Linked DNA regions of Homo sapiens: region 2 is linked to region 1. A link is a loop called in an ENCODE intact Hi-C map of the cell type or tissue named here. Cell type or tissue: heart left ventricle. All regions are shown on one strand. Links, peaks and the distances in the headings refer to the core of each region. The heading gives the core; the rest is flanking DNA.

The links. A loop is a pair of places that touch in the nucleus more often than their neighbours do. Peaks named below come from ENCODE experiments on the same cell type or tissue, not always from the same donor. Only the 100,000 strongest peaks of a DNase experiment are listed, where the experiment ranks them.
Region 2: it touches region 1 in a loop (6-fold over the local background); 26 of 110 quality-filtered maps call a loop at or near these places.

What each region holds. Positions count from the first base shown.
Region 1 is chr9:96,852,654-96,860,096 of GRCh38, reverse strand. ZNF782 (zinc finger protein 782) reads left to right here and starts at 5,583. Exons shown (of 6, transcript NM_001001662.3): 1 at 5,583-6,009; 2 at 7,028-7,244. RefSeq lists an enhancer at 1-230 and silencers at 1-230, 5,811-5,880, 6,161-6,250. In heart left ventricle, for the core only: a CTCF peak has its summit at 3,109 (motif pointing left); DNase peaks (open chromatin) are centred at 3,106 and 5,576; H3K4me3 peaks cover 1,010 bases; H3K27ac peaks cover 484 bases.
Region 2 is chr9:97,218,663-97,226,105 of GRCh38, reverse strand. LOC107987025 reads left to right here. Exons shown (of 1, transcript XM_047424315.1): 1 at 1-4,593. The coding sequence starts at 3,679. The coding sequence ends at 4,593. It also overlaps the pseudogene ANKRD18CP. Among named protein-coding and RNA genes, the nearest start is that of SUGT1P4-STRA6LP-CCDC180, 16 kb to the left of the region's middle. RefSeq lists enhancers at 3,730-4,344, 4,345-4,959, 4,960-5,575, 5,939-6,876. In heart left ventricle, for the core only: a CTCF peak has its summit at 4,227; DNase peaks (open chromatin) are centred at 3,685 and 4,445; H3K4me3 peaks cover 1,107 bases; H3K27me3 peaks cover 3,994 bases.

The sequences.
Region 1 (7,443 bases), core at 1,001-6,000:
CTGAGCTGGCACTGAATCCACCCGGCAAATCCCTTCCCACTCTCCCCTCCCCTCTCCCCAGGCAGGGTAGTCTGTTCCCACCTACGACGTCATCACAGTCTCATGCGGATTACTGCCAGCTCACCACTGATGTTCACTTAATGCCTCAGGGCTCTCAGTCAGCTTGTGGTGAATGCTGTCTGGCCTGGAACTCACTCTTCAGGACAGTGGGCTCCCCTCTGGCCCAGGCTAAGTCCAGAGATGCCATCTAAGAGCCAAGGCCTGAATCAGGGACTCCAACAGTCCACTGGGTGCTCTTCTCCACTGTAGCTGAGCTGGTGTCTAAGCTCCAGAAAAATCCTCTTTACTCTGCCTTCGGCTTTTCTCAAGCAGAGGGAGTCTCTCCTCACAGACACCACAGCTGGGAATGTGCGGGGTCACACCTGATGCCAGCACATCTCTGAGTCTCACTCGAGGCCCATGGCATGTACTACCTGGTTACCACTGCTGATTATTCAAGGCCCAAGGGCTCTTTAGTCAGATAGTGAAGAATCCTGCCATTACTGAGTCCTTCCCTTCAAGGAAGCAGGTTCCCTTGTAGCCCAGAGTTTGTCTAGAGATGTTATCCCAAAGCTGAGACCTGAAAGGGGGGTCTCATGACTCTGACCAGTGCCCCCTCCTACTGTAAGCTAGTATCCAAGATGCAAGACAAAGTCCTCTCCTCTCTCCTCTCCTCAAGCGGAAGAAAGAGGTCTCTGTCAGAGCTGCGAGCTGCACTGTCTAGGGTTGGAGGAGGGGTGGGCAAGCACTCCATAGCTGCCCTAGCTGCTGTTTCTCTAGGTCACATGCCCCCAAATACACTGGCTCCAAGCGCGGCACAGCACTAGGACTTGCCTAAGAGTTGCAGTCCTTGTGGCTTAGACAGCCTTTCAGGTTTATTAAGGACCCCGAGTACTTTATCCTGCAGTAGCCAGGCTTTCCACAACTCAAGTTCCAACCACTGGGATAAACAATTCCCTTCTGGCTAGCACTAGTGTAAATGTTTCCTCTGTGGGTGGGCACTAGTGTAAATGTTCCCTCCGTGGGTGGGCACTAGTGTAAATGTTCCCTCCGTGGGTGGGCACTAGTGTAAATGTTTCCTCCGTGGGTGGAGGCATCAGATGAGTGCAACCTTGTTTTGCTTTCTGCTACAACAAGGCAGCACTGAGTTCAGTGCAAAGTCCCACAGCTGCTGTGCTCTCCCTCCGCCAAGCACGGACTCTCTCCTCACCACAGGTCCACTGCTGAGGCTATTCCTGTGGGGAGCACAGCTGGCAGAGATTTCTACTTAGCCATCAGGCTCCACTTCTGTGGCTGCATACATTCTGAATGACAGTCTTACCTACAGGCAAATGTAAAACAAACAAACAAACAAACAAAACCTCGCGCCACTGCCTGTCACGATCTTGATCTTCATATGAGGTGTTCCTTCATATTTTCCTAAGCGTCACCCACAAAGCCATTCTCACTGTCCAGTGGGCACTCTGAGAGCCTTTGCTAAAAATGCCTCCCTGGCTCACCCTGCCTACCAGCTCCAAGGCCCTTCCCTTTACAGCAGTCATGAGGCCAGACTGGAAGAAAGACCCCATGAAGCTCATGTTTCTGTGTCCAGTTGGTGCCATCTGTGAGCAACCCCCTGACTCAGCAAGATTTATTGCACTCTCATAGGTAACTCAAGGACCCCAAAGTGCTGTTGTGGTTGTATGAGTGCCCTAGGAAGCTCTTGAGTGAGGTGAGCATTGGGTGATGTCCAGCAATGCAATGTTTCTCAGACTGCCTGAGGAGAGCTTCTAACTCATCAGCCCAATCTCTAAACACAGGCAACACTCCTGGGGGAGGGGATAGGGGCACAGGGATCTGTGGCTATTCTGTATGTCAAGGTTTCTATAAAACAGATCTTCAGATAAAGGCAGCGGAAACACCAGCAAGAGCAAATGCACAATGTATGACTCAGGGTGAAGCTACACATTTTTCACAGTCTAGAGGCCCTAGACCTGTCAGCGGCCAATTATTTCAAAGGCCAGACATGTGCACCTTAAAGAGAGACTGGAACTTGCAGACGGCCTCTAGAAAGCCATAAAGATATTTACTGTACTATTATGTTCTGGTAGTATACTTGGAAGATAACTGCCAAAAATCACCAGAAAAATACTTTTCAATTTATGAGCAGATTATTACAAGAGCAATTTACCAAGACCTACCAATGAACAATGAAAACTATGAACTGTTATTCTAAAGCTAATAGAAAGATGTGGTTTTCATGTCCATTTCCATCATCTGCACAATGTAACCTTTAAAAATATTTCTTAAAGTGTTAAGTTTATGGGAGCAAAAAAATATTGAAAAATTATCAGAAAGTTCACAAAAACCTTACAAACTCACATGTCATCAGATTAAATGTTCTCAGAGAGCCTGCAGTTTTTCACACTCCCTGCAACCTCATGGTCATCGCTCCACAGCAAGATAAATGGGTGACAAGACAATCCTCTTCTAGTTTGGTTGGACAAATGTCAATATCAGCATAACTTTCAAGTCTTTCTATGTAAATCTGCAAAATAGAGCACTGGCCTTTGATTTAGCTTAGTTTGAGTGCTGTAATAAGAACTCTTAGGAATGACAGGTTTCTTCTGGTTTTGACCAGAAAGTAAGTGCCTTTTATTCTTATGTTCTACAGAGACTTTGCTTGATCAGGCAGAGCAAGAGGCCATATCACAATCATAGGTCAGATACTTCTGCTACCTACTGTGCCCATAGAAATGTACAGCCCAGTTTTAGTCACAAGAATGATGGTCATCTCAGCCAAGGGCATCATGAAAAGAGGCAGTGTTGTCACCTTCACACTCATAAAAGGCAGCACACACACAGGCCCAGTGTGGATTTAAAGTCATTCAGTAAATCCTCAAGTGCCTACCACATGTAATGTCTGACACCTAGCTGGTAGGCAGATGGGAACTTTACAAGTACGTCAAGCTTGAATATGTAAAACCCATGTGATAGTGAGCAAATGTTAATCTTTTCACAAAAACTTACCCTTCTATATAGGGCACTAGCTTAAAAAACTGCGGTCAAGAGAGCCCCCCAGTGGCTGCTGTGCAGAGCAGCATGGCAGGCGCAGGTCTCTGAGGTTGTAAAACATTCCCCATAGTCAGTTGTTGGCTTGATAAGGAATGCACGTGTATAAAGAATGGTCCTTCTTACAGCCCCTATTTTTCACATCTTCATGATCACATCATAAAAATTGTTCTGTCTTACATCATCTGCAACTTAGACAATTCTGTTGGTTTTAAGGTGGAAACAGCTGCCAGTCTATGTATCCCTGGGATTCCTCTAACCCTGCTAAGCAGGGTTACTCATGAATTACTTTACATCTATCAATCATCTGTCCTACAAAGAACTGGGCAAACCTTCTTGGAAGGCCAGAAGGTTTTGCAAAAGCTTTAGGAAAGGGTTATGGCTGAAGGCAGCCTGATCCTCTTACCTTGAGTTAATAGTAAAAAGCAAATAACAAGGGAATGTAGAGGAGTTTATCTAAATAGCTTGTTTTCTCATTGTTGTCCTAAGACTGACCTTTGATCATTCGCATGCAGGACTGCTCTCTCTGGGGAGGGCGGGAGAAAGGGAGCAGAATCTCTGTAAAATGTGATGTTCAATAACCATTTGTTTTTGAAAACATTTTTGAGGTTGGTAGCTTAGATCTGGCAATGTTCTCCCATCTAATAACCATCAGACAAGAAATAAACTTGCTTAGAATAAACTTTTTTCCTTTTGTTTTGATTTAAAGAGTTCAAGTAGCTCATGGATATACTCTTCTGCAGAGCACCCTCTGAGGTAACAACACCTCGCAGCTCACCTTTAATCTTTACTCAGCTGTTCACTTTGCCCAGAGAGTGGGAGAAAATCTTCACAATCTATATATCTGACAAAGGACTAATATCCAGAATCTACTACGAACTCAAACAAATCAATCTCATCAAAGAAAAAAAACAAACAATCCCATCAAAAAGTGGGCTAAGGACATGAATAGACAATTCTCAAAAAAGATATACAAATGGCCAACAAACATATGAAAAAATGCTCAACATCACTAATGATAAGAGAAATCCAAATCAAAACCACCTTACTCCTGCAAGAATGGCCATAATCAAAAAATCAAAAAATAGTTGATGCTGGCATGGCTGCAGTGAACAGGGAAAACTTCTACACTGCCGGTGGGAATGTAAACTAGTACAACCACAATGGAAAACAGTGTGGAGATTCTTTAAAGAACTAAAAGTAGAACTACCATTGGATCCAGCAATCCCACTACTGGGTATCTACCCAGAGGAAAAGAAGTCATTATATGAAAAAGATACTTGCACATGCATGGTTATAGCAGCACAATTTGCGATTGCAAAAACGTGGAACCAACCCAAATACCCATCAATCAACAACTGGATAAAGAAACTGTGGTATGTATCTGATGATATACTACTTAGCCATAAAAAGGAATGAATTAATGGCATTTGCAGCGACCTGAATGAGATTGGAGACTATTATTCTAAGTGAAGTAACTCAGGAGTGGAAAAACCAAACATCGTAGTTCTCACTCATAAGTGGGAGCTAAGCTATGAGAATGCAAAGGCATAAGAATAACACAATGGGCTTTGGGGACTTGGCGGGGAATGGCGGAGGGCAGCGGGGCAAGGGATAAAAGACTACAAATGGGGTGCAGTGTATACTGCTCAGGTGATGGGTGCACCAAAATCTCACAAATCGCCACTAAAGAACTTACTCATGTAACCAAACACCATCTGTTCCCCAATAACCTACGGAAATAAAAAACAATCAGCAAAAAGCAAGAAAATTCGTTAATGCGCATGGAAACCTAAGATAATTAACATTAAATTTAAATATGTTGAATCAATAAGAGAATTCGGCAAGAAGCAATGTTAAGGGATAAAAACCAAAAGCTTTTCTCTAACACCTGCAGCACCGGGCTCGACCCGCCTTAGAACCCTCACGCCTGGGGGCGCCAGGACAGGGCTCACAGGTCAATGGGTCGGGTAGGCTGTAAAGAGACAAGGTGGAGGTTCCAGGTTGAAAATGTATAAAATTGTAAAGTAAATTCAAAGTTATATCATTTCAATGCTAAATACTTCAGTAGTGATCCCTTTTTTTAAAAAAAAAATTTCTACAAAATTCTTAATTTTTTTTCACAGTTCACAAAAGTAATGGTACTTTTTTTCAATATTTGCAATTCCCAATCCATATTCAGCTTCCCAATTGTCTCCGAAAGTCTTACGGAAAAAAAAAATGTTGGTTCAACCGGGAACCAATGGAGGGCTACTCTTTGTATTTGTCAGTAGCGTTTAAGTTTTAACCTTTAACTTCTCCCTGTTCTTGGAGAGCCTGAGCGGGAGACTTCATAAAAACTCCATCCCCGCCAATTCTGAATCGCCGAAACGTGAGGAGTCACGTCGAAGGCGGACGCAAGAGCTTATGGGAAATGTAGTCCTGAATGAGTCTGGTTCGCCGCGCAGCACTCTGGGATGGGGCTCCTGGGCTCCTTCTGCGCCTGTGCAGCCAGAGCCCCGCCTCCTCATTTGGGTTCTCGAGACTCCCGGGAAGCGGTTTGGGAAGCTCGGGGGTCGGCTCGGAAAGTAGAGGGGGCGCAGCTGGGGCGGGAGGACAGCGTTTGTGCCCGGAAGCGGGAGAGGAAGCGGGAAGTTTGTGGGATCCCCGCCCCCTGTGTCAGTGGATGCGACCGGGCGGGCCCTCGGCCTTCCCGGCCGCTGGAGAGGGACTTCGGCCGCTGGCTCCCGGGGCGGCTGAGGCTGAGCGTTGGTCCGGAGCAGGTGCCGGGTGCGGGCCGCGGTGTGCGGGACCGGAGCCCGGCGCGAGCGGCGGCGGGGGTGGGGAAAGCGCATTTGTAACGCGGGCGACAACGTGCCCGAAATCCCCGGACGGTGGGTCTGCATCGAGACCCCGAGCTCTGGAGCTGGAAAAACCCGGGTAAGTTCCATCTCTGTCAACTGGAAGCCGAGGCGAATGTAGGGACGTGGATGAGAGTCAGGTTTCTCATCTGAAAGTGAGGGTATTAATAATGACTGCTTCATGGCGTTGGTTTAAAACTTTAAGTCACCACCTGTAAAGCAAACAGCCGACTGTAGGCTACTAAGCCATGAGCGGACTGCTGCTGTTATATTTAGAAGACACTTTGTTCCATTCGTTGGGTGCCTATGTATACCTCACAACCACATCTGCATTAAATATAACTGAGGCTCAGGTCACAAGCTAGCAGTGAGGGAGCTGGGGTTCAAAGGCAGGTGTGATTTATTTCCCGTTTCAGGCGCTAATATCACACCTGCCTAAAACCAGCATTGCAGCCTTCACAGCACTTAGCAGAATGTCATGTCCCCAAATACTCAGGGAGTGGATGTAGATGGAATCTTACCATGTGTCAAATGTAGTCTGGATTTCTGGTGTGTCTTCAGATCTCTTGGGTCAGACAGGTTCCTGGCCCCTTCTGCATTGTCAGGGTGTCTCTCTTTTAAGTCTGATGTAAAGAATTCTAAGAGTCAGATTTTTGCCACTAACATGGTTTCTCAGGTCAGGTCGCAGGCTCCTTGAACAGAGCAGCCCTTGCGAGGTGGGAAGCAGGGGTCTCTGTGAACAGTTTTACCTGGAAGAGAACACCTCTCAGACCTAGGCCTCCCTCCCGAGCTTCAGAGCAGAGGCAGAAGAGCCCACAGAGGAGCAGATCCTAGATGTGTATGGTCAGAAGCAGTTCTTGATCCTCCTTCCCAGAATGAGCCAGACTTGGTGAAGCCTCCAGAAGCCACCACACAATGGGTGACAGTGGGTGGTTTGGGCCAGCTTTGAGAAGAGCAAAATGGGCTAGGTGGTGGCCAGGGACAGGCTGCTCAGGAAAGGCCACATCATTGCATAGGTCTGAGGGTAGGGGTAACCGGAGATTCTGTCCCCAGATCCCAAAGTAGCCCCCAGTCGCTTTGTTCTCCACTCTTTACAGATGCCATACTGCTGTTAACATATGTGACACTGGAGACTTTGTCCCTACCTCATAGAATCCCATGCATGATGATACATGAAGGGTTTTCCGTGGCTATCTACTTCTGATTCTTTTGAAAGCTTTAAAGACATTGGGCATGAAAGGTTCAGTGAGTTTCCGGGGATCCCTCGTTTGTGGTAGAGCCAGGAGGAAAACAGTTCCGTTCATTCTTTCACAGGTGAGTCACCAAAAGCATCTTATCCAAAGGGCCTTTTGAGAAATACATCCCAGTTAAAACATCTAAAACTCTTTGCCTTAAAGTATCTCATCTCTTTTATAAGACTTTCTGTGGATTGTCTATACCAAGGGTAAATAATATTACTAAGAAAAATAGTTAAATGATGCACACTGAATATTTTTCTGCTAAGTTAATTTTG
Region 2 (7,443 bases), core at 1,512-6,511, 370 kb before region 1:
ATCATATTTGTGTATCCATTCATTTGTTGATGGACACGGGTTGTCCGTGCCTTTTGGCTATAACGAATAACGCTGCAATTAACTTGGGTGTAAAAATATCTGTTCCAGACCCTGCTGTCAATTTTTTTGTGTGTGAATAATACCTAGGAGTGGAATTTCTGTTTCTCTGTGTGATTCTGTGAGGAACCACCAAATTGTTTTCCACAGCAAGTGCATCATTTTCTATTCCTAGCAGTCAGTTCACGAGGGCTCCAATTTCTCCACCTCTTTAGCAACATTTATTTTCTGTGTCGTTGTTATGAAAGCCTTACTAGTGGATGCAAAGTGGCATCTCGTTTTGATTTTGTCTTGCATTTTATTAATGAATAATGGTGCTTAGCATCTTTTCTTGTCCTTCATAGACATTTATGTATCTTCTTTGGAGAAATGTCTATTCAAGTCCTTTGCCTATTTTTTAATTGGGATGTTAGAAATTCTGTTGTTGAGTTGTGGGATATTAAGCTTTTATCAGATACACACTTTGATTTTATCAGATACGTATTTTCTCACATACTATGGGTTGTCTTTTCAGTCCCTTGATGGTATCCTTTGATGCATAAAGGTTTTTTATTTTGATTAAATCTAATTTATGAGTATTTTCTTTTGTTATCTGTGCTTTTCTGTCATACTTCAAAATACACTTAAAACTCAAAGGTCATAAAGGTTTACCTTGTGTTTTCTTCTAAGAGTTACATATTTTTAGTCCTTACATTTAAGTCTTTTATTAATTTATAATTAATTTTTGTATATACTGCAAGGTAGGGTTCTAACTTCTCTCTTGTGCACTGACATCCAGCTGTTGAAGAGACTGTTCTTTCCTCCCTTGACTAGACTTGGCCACCTTGTTGAACAGTCATTGACCATATATGTGAGGACTAATTTGTAGGATCTCAAATCTATTCTATTCTATTGGTCTAAAAGTCTATTGGTCTTATGCCAGTACCACACTCTCTTGATTACTGTAGATTTGTAATAGGTTGTGAAACTGAAAAATGTGAGTTTTCCAATATTCTTTTTCAAGACTGTTTTTGTCTGTCAGATCCTTTGAATTTTTGTATGAATTTTAGAATGAGTTTCTTTGTTTCTGCAAAGATGCCTTTGGGATTTTGATGGTATTGCATTGAATCTGTAGATTACTTTAGATGGTATTGTCATCTTAACAATATTGTCTTACAACCCGTGAACACAGAATGTCTTTCCAGTTATTTCCACTCTCTTTAGTTTTTTTCAGCAAAGTTTTGTGTATACCACCATGATTAGATTTATGCCTGAATAACTTATTCTTTGATGCTATTATAAATGGAATTTTTTAAATGTTTTCATAGTTCTTTACAACTATATAGAAATATAGCTCATTTGCATATGTTTGTTTTGCATCCTGCCTCTTTTATTAGTTATAATCGGTTTTGTGTTTTGTTTGGAGCTTTATACACATAAGATCATGTGTAGATATAATTTTACTTCTATTTTTTATTTCTAATTTAGATGCCTTTTATTTCTTTGTCTCGCCTGATTGCTCTGGGTAGAACTGCCAATGCTATGTTGAATACAAGTGGCAAATGCACCATCCTTGTCTTGTTCTAGGTGTTAGGAAAACAGCTTTCAGTGTTTCATCATTGATCATGATATTAACTGTTGGGTTTTTATACATCCCATTGTCAGGTTGCAGAAGTTCCCTTCTATGCCTAGTTTATTGAGTATTTTTATTATAGAAGGGTATTGTATTTCATCAATGTTTTTTCTTCATCAATTGAAATAATCATGTGCGTATTCATTTTACTGTTACAGTACATTATACTGATTGATTTTTTTATATGTTGAGCCACCCTTGCATTTTGGGGATAAATCTCACAGGGTGATAGTTTACAATCCTTTGATTATACAGTATTGCTGCTAGTATTTTGGTAGTATTGCTAGTATTTTGCAGAGATTTTTGCTTATATATTCATAAGGGATATTGTGCTGTAGTTCTCTTTTTTGTGCTCTCCTTGGCTTTGGTATAAGGATAATGCTATTATCAAAAAATGAATTAGCAAGTATTCCTTCTTCACATATTTTGTCAGAAGACTTTGAGAAGAAATGGTATTAATTCTTCTTTAAATGTTAGGTTGACTCACCAGTTAATGCAGCTATTTGGTCATAAATGTTTCTTTGTTAATCGCTTTCGATTACTAATTCAATCTCTTAGGTTATAGGTCTATTCAGATTTTCTCTTTCTTCTTGAACCACTTTAGTAGTTTGTGTCTTTCTAGCAATTCGTCCATTTCATCCAGGGCACCTAATTTGTTGTTAGACAGTTGTTCACAGTATACTCCTGTAATCCTTTTGTATTTCTGTAAAGTTGGTAGTAATGGCTCTGCTTTCATTTATTATTTTAATAATTAGTCTTCCATCTTTTGCTCAGTCAATATAGTGAAAGGCTTGATCTTTCAAATAATCTATGTTTATTTATTCTACTGCTCTCCAACATTCTATTTTATTGATTTATGCTCTAATTATGCTCTTTATTATTTCTTTCCTTCTGCTAGCTTTGGATTTAGTCTTTTTTTGTTTTCTTCCATTGCCTTTAGGTATAGAATGAGGATATTGATTTGAGATTTCTTCTTAAATGTAGTTGTTTATATCCATACATTTTCCCTTGAACTCTACTTTCACTGCATTCAATAAGTTTTGGTATGTTTTGTTTTTATTTTGTCTCAAGATATTTTATAATTTTGCTTGTGATTTATTTTTTCACTCACTGGTAGTTTAAGACTGTATTGTTTAATTTTCACATTTTTGTGAATTTTCCAGTTTTCACTTATTTATCTGTTGTTTCTTCCATTGTGGTTGTAAATTATATTTTGTATGATTTCAAACTTTTAAAAATGATTAGGACATATTTTGTGGACGAAGATATGGCCTATCCTAGAGAAAGTTCCATATACACTTGAAAAGAATGTATGTTCTGCTGTTGTTGGATGGACTGTTCTGTATATGTATATTAGCTCTCAATGGTTTATACTGTTGTTTAAGTCTTGTATTTCTCATAAAGCTTCTGTCTGGTTTTTCTATCCATTAATTAAAATGAGGTATTGAAGTGTCCAACTGTTACTATAGAACTGTGGGTTTATCCTTTCGATCCTGTTAATTATTTCAGCTTTACTGAGGTGTAATAGAGAAAATTGTACATGTGATGCGTTTATATGCACATTCTGAAATGATTACCAAAATGAAGTCAATTAACATGTTAATTACCTCACAGAATAGTTACCTTTTTGTGTGCATGCCTGGGATAAGAAAACTTAACTCTATCCCCTGTGACTGCAGAGTGGCCATTCCAGCTGCTCCAGGCTCCAGCAGAGGAAGACCGGGTCAGGTGGCACCAGCAGGAGGGCCCTCAGGTCTGGCGCGCACGCATTCCAGAGGCCACCCAGACCATGCTCCGCCGCCTGGGCGCCCAAGCTGCAGTCGCCCTCTGTGTGCAGGCAGCAGCTGCCTGGCAACCTCCGAGCCCGCTCGCGCTCCCAGCATCGCAGAACCAGGGCCAGGTGTCCCAGTGGCTGCAGCCAAGCCAGGCATTCTGCCCAGCGGCGGCTGCACAGGAGCAGAACCGAGAACCCGCCGCTCAACCCCACACGGGGTGACTGCCGAGTGCCCATGCCAGCGGCCCCAATCCCCCTCAGGTGGAGGAGTGGGCGGGAGGCACGACCTGGGGGCCCTCAGGCTGGGCGCGCTGGCGATCCCGAGGCCGACCAGGCCATGCACCTCCAGCCCGCCTGGGCACCCAAGCTGCAGCCGCCTTCTGTGTGCAGGCAGCAGCCTCCAGGCAACTCTCGAGCCCGCCCGCACTCCCCACATCTCAGAACCAGGGCCAGATGTCCCTGTGGCTGCGGCCAAGCCAGGCGGTCTGTCCTGCAGCAGCTGCACAGGGGCGGGAACCGGCCCTCAGCCCCATCCCCGGTGGTTGCAGAGGGCCCCTGGCTAGAGGTCTCGAGCTCTGGCAGAGGAGGAGCCGGGTGGGGGCAGGGTCTGGCGGGCTCTCAGGCCAGGGGCACTCGCGATCCAGAGGCCGCCCAGGCCATGCTCCACCACCTGGGCGCCCAGCTACAGGCGCCAGGCAACTCCCAAGCTGGCTGGCGCGCCCAGCCTCGCAGAACCGGGGCTAGATGTCGCTGTGGCTGCGGCCAAGCCAGGCGGTCTGCCCGCGGCGGCTGCACCGGGGCAGGAACCGACCCTCAGCCCCATCCCCGGTGGCTGCGGAGAGCCCCTGCCAGCGGCCCCATCTCTCTTCGGAGGAGGAGAGGAGCGGGAGTCACGGCCAGGCGGGCCCTCAGGCGGGAAGGGATGCGCGCCTGCGATTCCGGGATGTCCTGCGCGAGCCCAGGAGAACCCGCAAGCCAGCGGCGCCTGCGCCCGAGCTGCAGCCGCCCTCTGCCGTCCACGCGAGCTCGAGAGCGGCTCCCGGAGTCCGGGCTAGCGCCGAGCTGCAGGCGCGCGCCTAACCGCTTTGCTGGGCTCACGCGGTCTGAGAGGTCGGAGCGCCCAACTGCTGGCACGCGAGTAACGGCTTAGTTAAGCTCACTCGGTCTGAGAGGTCGGAGGCTGCGAGTGTCGCTGCTGAAGGCTGTGGTGGACCGGGCTGGATCGCGGATTCTGAGCTACATCGCGGGGTTGGGGGTGGATCTTGGGTTTGGGGGTGGATTGCTGGTTTGGTGGTGGATCTTGGATTTAGGGGTGGATAGCGGGGTGGGGAGGGGGATCGCGGATTTGGAACTTGGTCGGGGTGGAAAGGCCACGAGGAGCCGCGGCGGCTCAGTAGCGGGTGGTTGGCGTCTGAGAAGTCGCCACCATGAGGAAACTCTTCAGTTTCGGGAGACGCCTGGGCCAGGCGCTCCTGAGCTCCATGGACCAAGAGTACGCGGGTCGGGGGTACCACATCGGGGACTGGGAACTGCGGAAGATCCACAGGGTGGCCATCAAGGGCGACGCCGCGGAGGTGGAGCGCTGCCTGACTCGCAGGTTCCGGGACTTGGATGCCCGCGACAGAAAGGACAGGTAGCGGGGGCTCAGCCCGCGGTGGGAGGGGGCCCCCAGGCCCTGTTTGCCCGCAGCGCCTGAGGCGGGGGCCTTGGAGGTCGCCGGGCCCTGGAGCCGCGAAGCCAAATGGAGCCTCAGCTGCTTTCCATCCCTGGCAATTTCCCGCCTGTAGCGCTTGGTGGATAATTTGAGTGATTTAACTCACAAAGTTAAGTATATCCATGTTTACATGGAGCTATATACATGATAGGGAGGTGCCTAATGAGAACTCATTCCCATGTCAAAAATACCATGAGCCATTTTCAGTAGGCGAAGAGTTCTCAGATTAAACCCTGTGTGGGTTTTACATCCGAATCCACCTAGGTAGATAGGTTCTTTACTGGGGCTTCTTAGAGGGACACTTGGAAGTGGGAGGTGGGTTCCTTGAATGAGAAGACTCAGTTTTCTCAAAATGTGAGCTCTTAATATGTTTATCAGTTTTACATAAACCGAATGAAAAATCAAGGTTTTATCATTTTTGCATGACACTTGCTGTCTATCTTACCATTGTGATGACATTTAAAAATTTTTATAATGGAGTGAAAAAAGACTTGCTCTTCTAGATATCAAAATGTGCTATTAATTCTCACAATTATTTACTAACAGCTAAAAACACATATAAATAAATGGAACAGAATAGGAAATCCAAAAACACTGAAATATATGTAAGATATATACACAGGGATTAATAATGGTAACATTTCAGATGAGTAGGAAAGGATGAGTTATTAATAAAATGCCTGCTGTGTGAAGAAAACTAATGAAATTTTATGTCGCAAAAATGAGTTCCCGATGAAATTCCGACTGAAATTTTTACATATGCAAAATGAGAAAAGTACCAGAAGAAAACACAAAGACTTATTTATACAGATACATTTTACGTTAACAGAGGCCTTCCTAAGAATGACCTTACAAGCAGGCATTCTGAAGATTGATTTAGCAAACTAAAATTAAAATCCCCTGTGTATCAGAAAAAAATTAACAAAAGATAATTTCATGCGCGTCCGTGTGAAGAGACCACCAAACAGGCTTTGTGTGAGCAACATGGCTGTTTATTTCACCTGGGTGCAGGTGGGCTGAGTCCGAAAAGAGAGTCAGCCAAGGGAGATAAGGGTGGGGTCGTTTTATAGGATTTGGGAAGGTAAAGGAAAATTACAGTCAAAGGGGGTTTGTTTTCTGGTGGGTAGGAGTGGGGGTCGCAAGGTGCTCAGTGGGCAGGAGTGGGGGTCGCAAGGTGCTCAGTGGGGGTGCTTTTTGAGCCAGGATGAGCCAGGAAAAGGACTTTCACAAGGTAATGTCATCAGTTAAGGCAAGGACCAGCCATTTACACTTCTTTTGTGATAGAATGTCATCAGTTAAGGTGGGACAAAGCATATTCACTTCTTTTGTGATTCTTCAGTTACTTCAGGCCATCTGGGCATATACCTGCAAGTCACAGGGGATGCGACGGGTTAGCTTGGGCTCAGAGGCCTGACATTCCTGCCTTCTTATATTTATAAGAAAAATAAAACAAAATAGTGTTGAAGTGTTGGGGCGGCGAAAATTTTTTGGGGGGTGGTATGGAGAGAGAATGGGCGATGTTTCTCAGGGCTGCTTCAAGCGGGATTAGGGGCGGCGTGGGAACCTAGAGTGGGAGAGATTAAGCTGAAGGGGGAGGTCTTGTGGTAAGGGGTGATATTGTGGGGATGTTAGAAGAAACATTTGCCATATAGAATGATTGGTGATGGCCTGGATACGGTTTTGGATGAATTGAGAAACTAAATGGAATAACAGAAGGAGAAAAACAGGTATAAAAGGTCTAAGAATTGGGACTACTCAGGATATCTGATTAGAGAGTGCCTAAGGAGATTCAGCATAGTCCTGCCAGCAAAGATTATTTATTTACTTCAAGAGTTAACAGTGGCAGTTTGGGGATAGCACCAGGAGATATAAGCTGAGATGGCTTGGAAAAACAGTGTAAACCGGCAGTGTAAACAAGAGCAGGGCATGTATGAGTAGTTGAGAACAGTGAATAGGAGTATGACTAGACAGAAGATAGTAAGGATGACAAGTTTTTTTGGGGGCACAGTCTAAGTTGGTCTGGTGTCTGGAATGAGACTGGGGCCTAATAAAAAGGAGCGTCTATATAGGAGCTCAAATGGGCTGTACCCTGTAGCATTCCGAGGACAGGCCTGAATTCTGAGAAGGGAAAGTGGTAAAAGTATTGTCCAGTCCTTTTTAAGTTGGTGGCTGAGCTTGGTGAGGTGTGTTTTTAAAAAACCTTTAGTCCATTTTACTTTTCTTGAAGTTGGAGGACCATAAGGGATATAAAGGTTTCACTGAATACTAAGAGCCTGAAAAACTGCT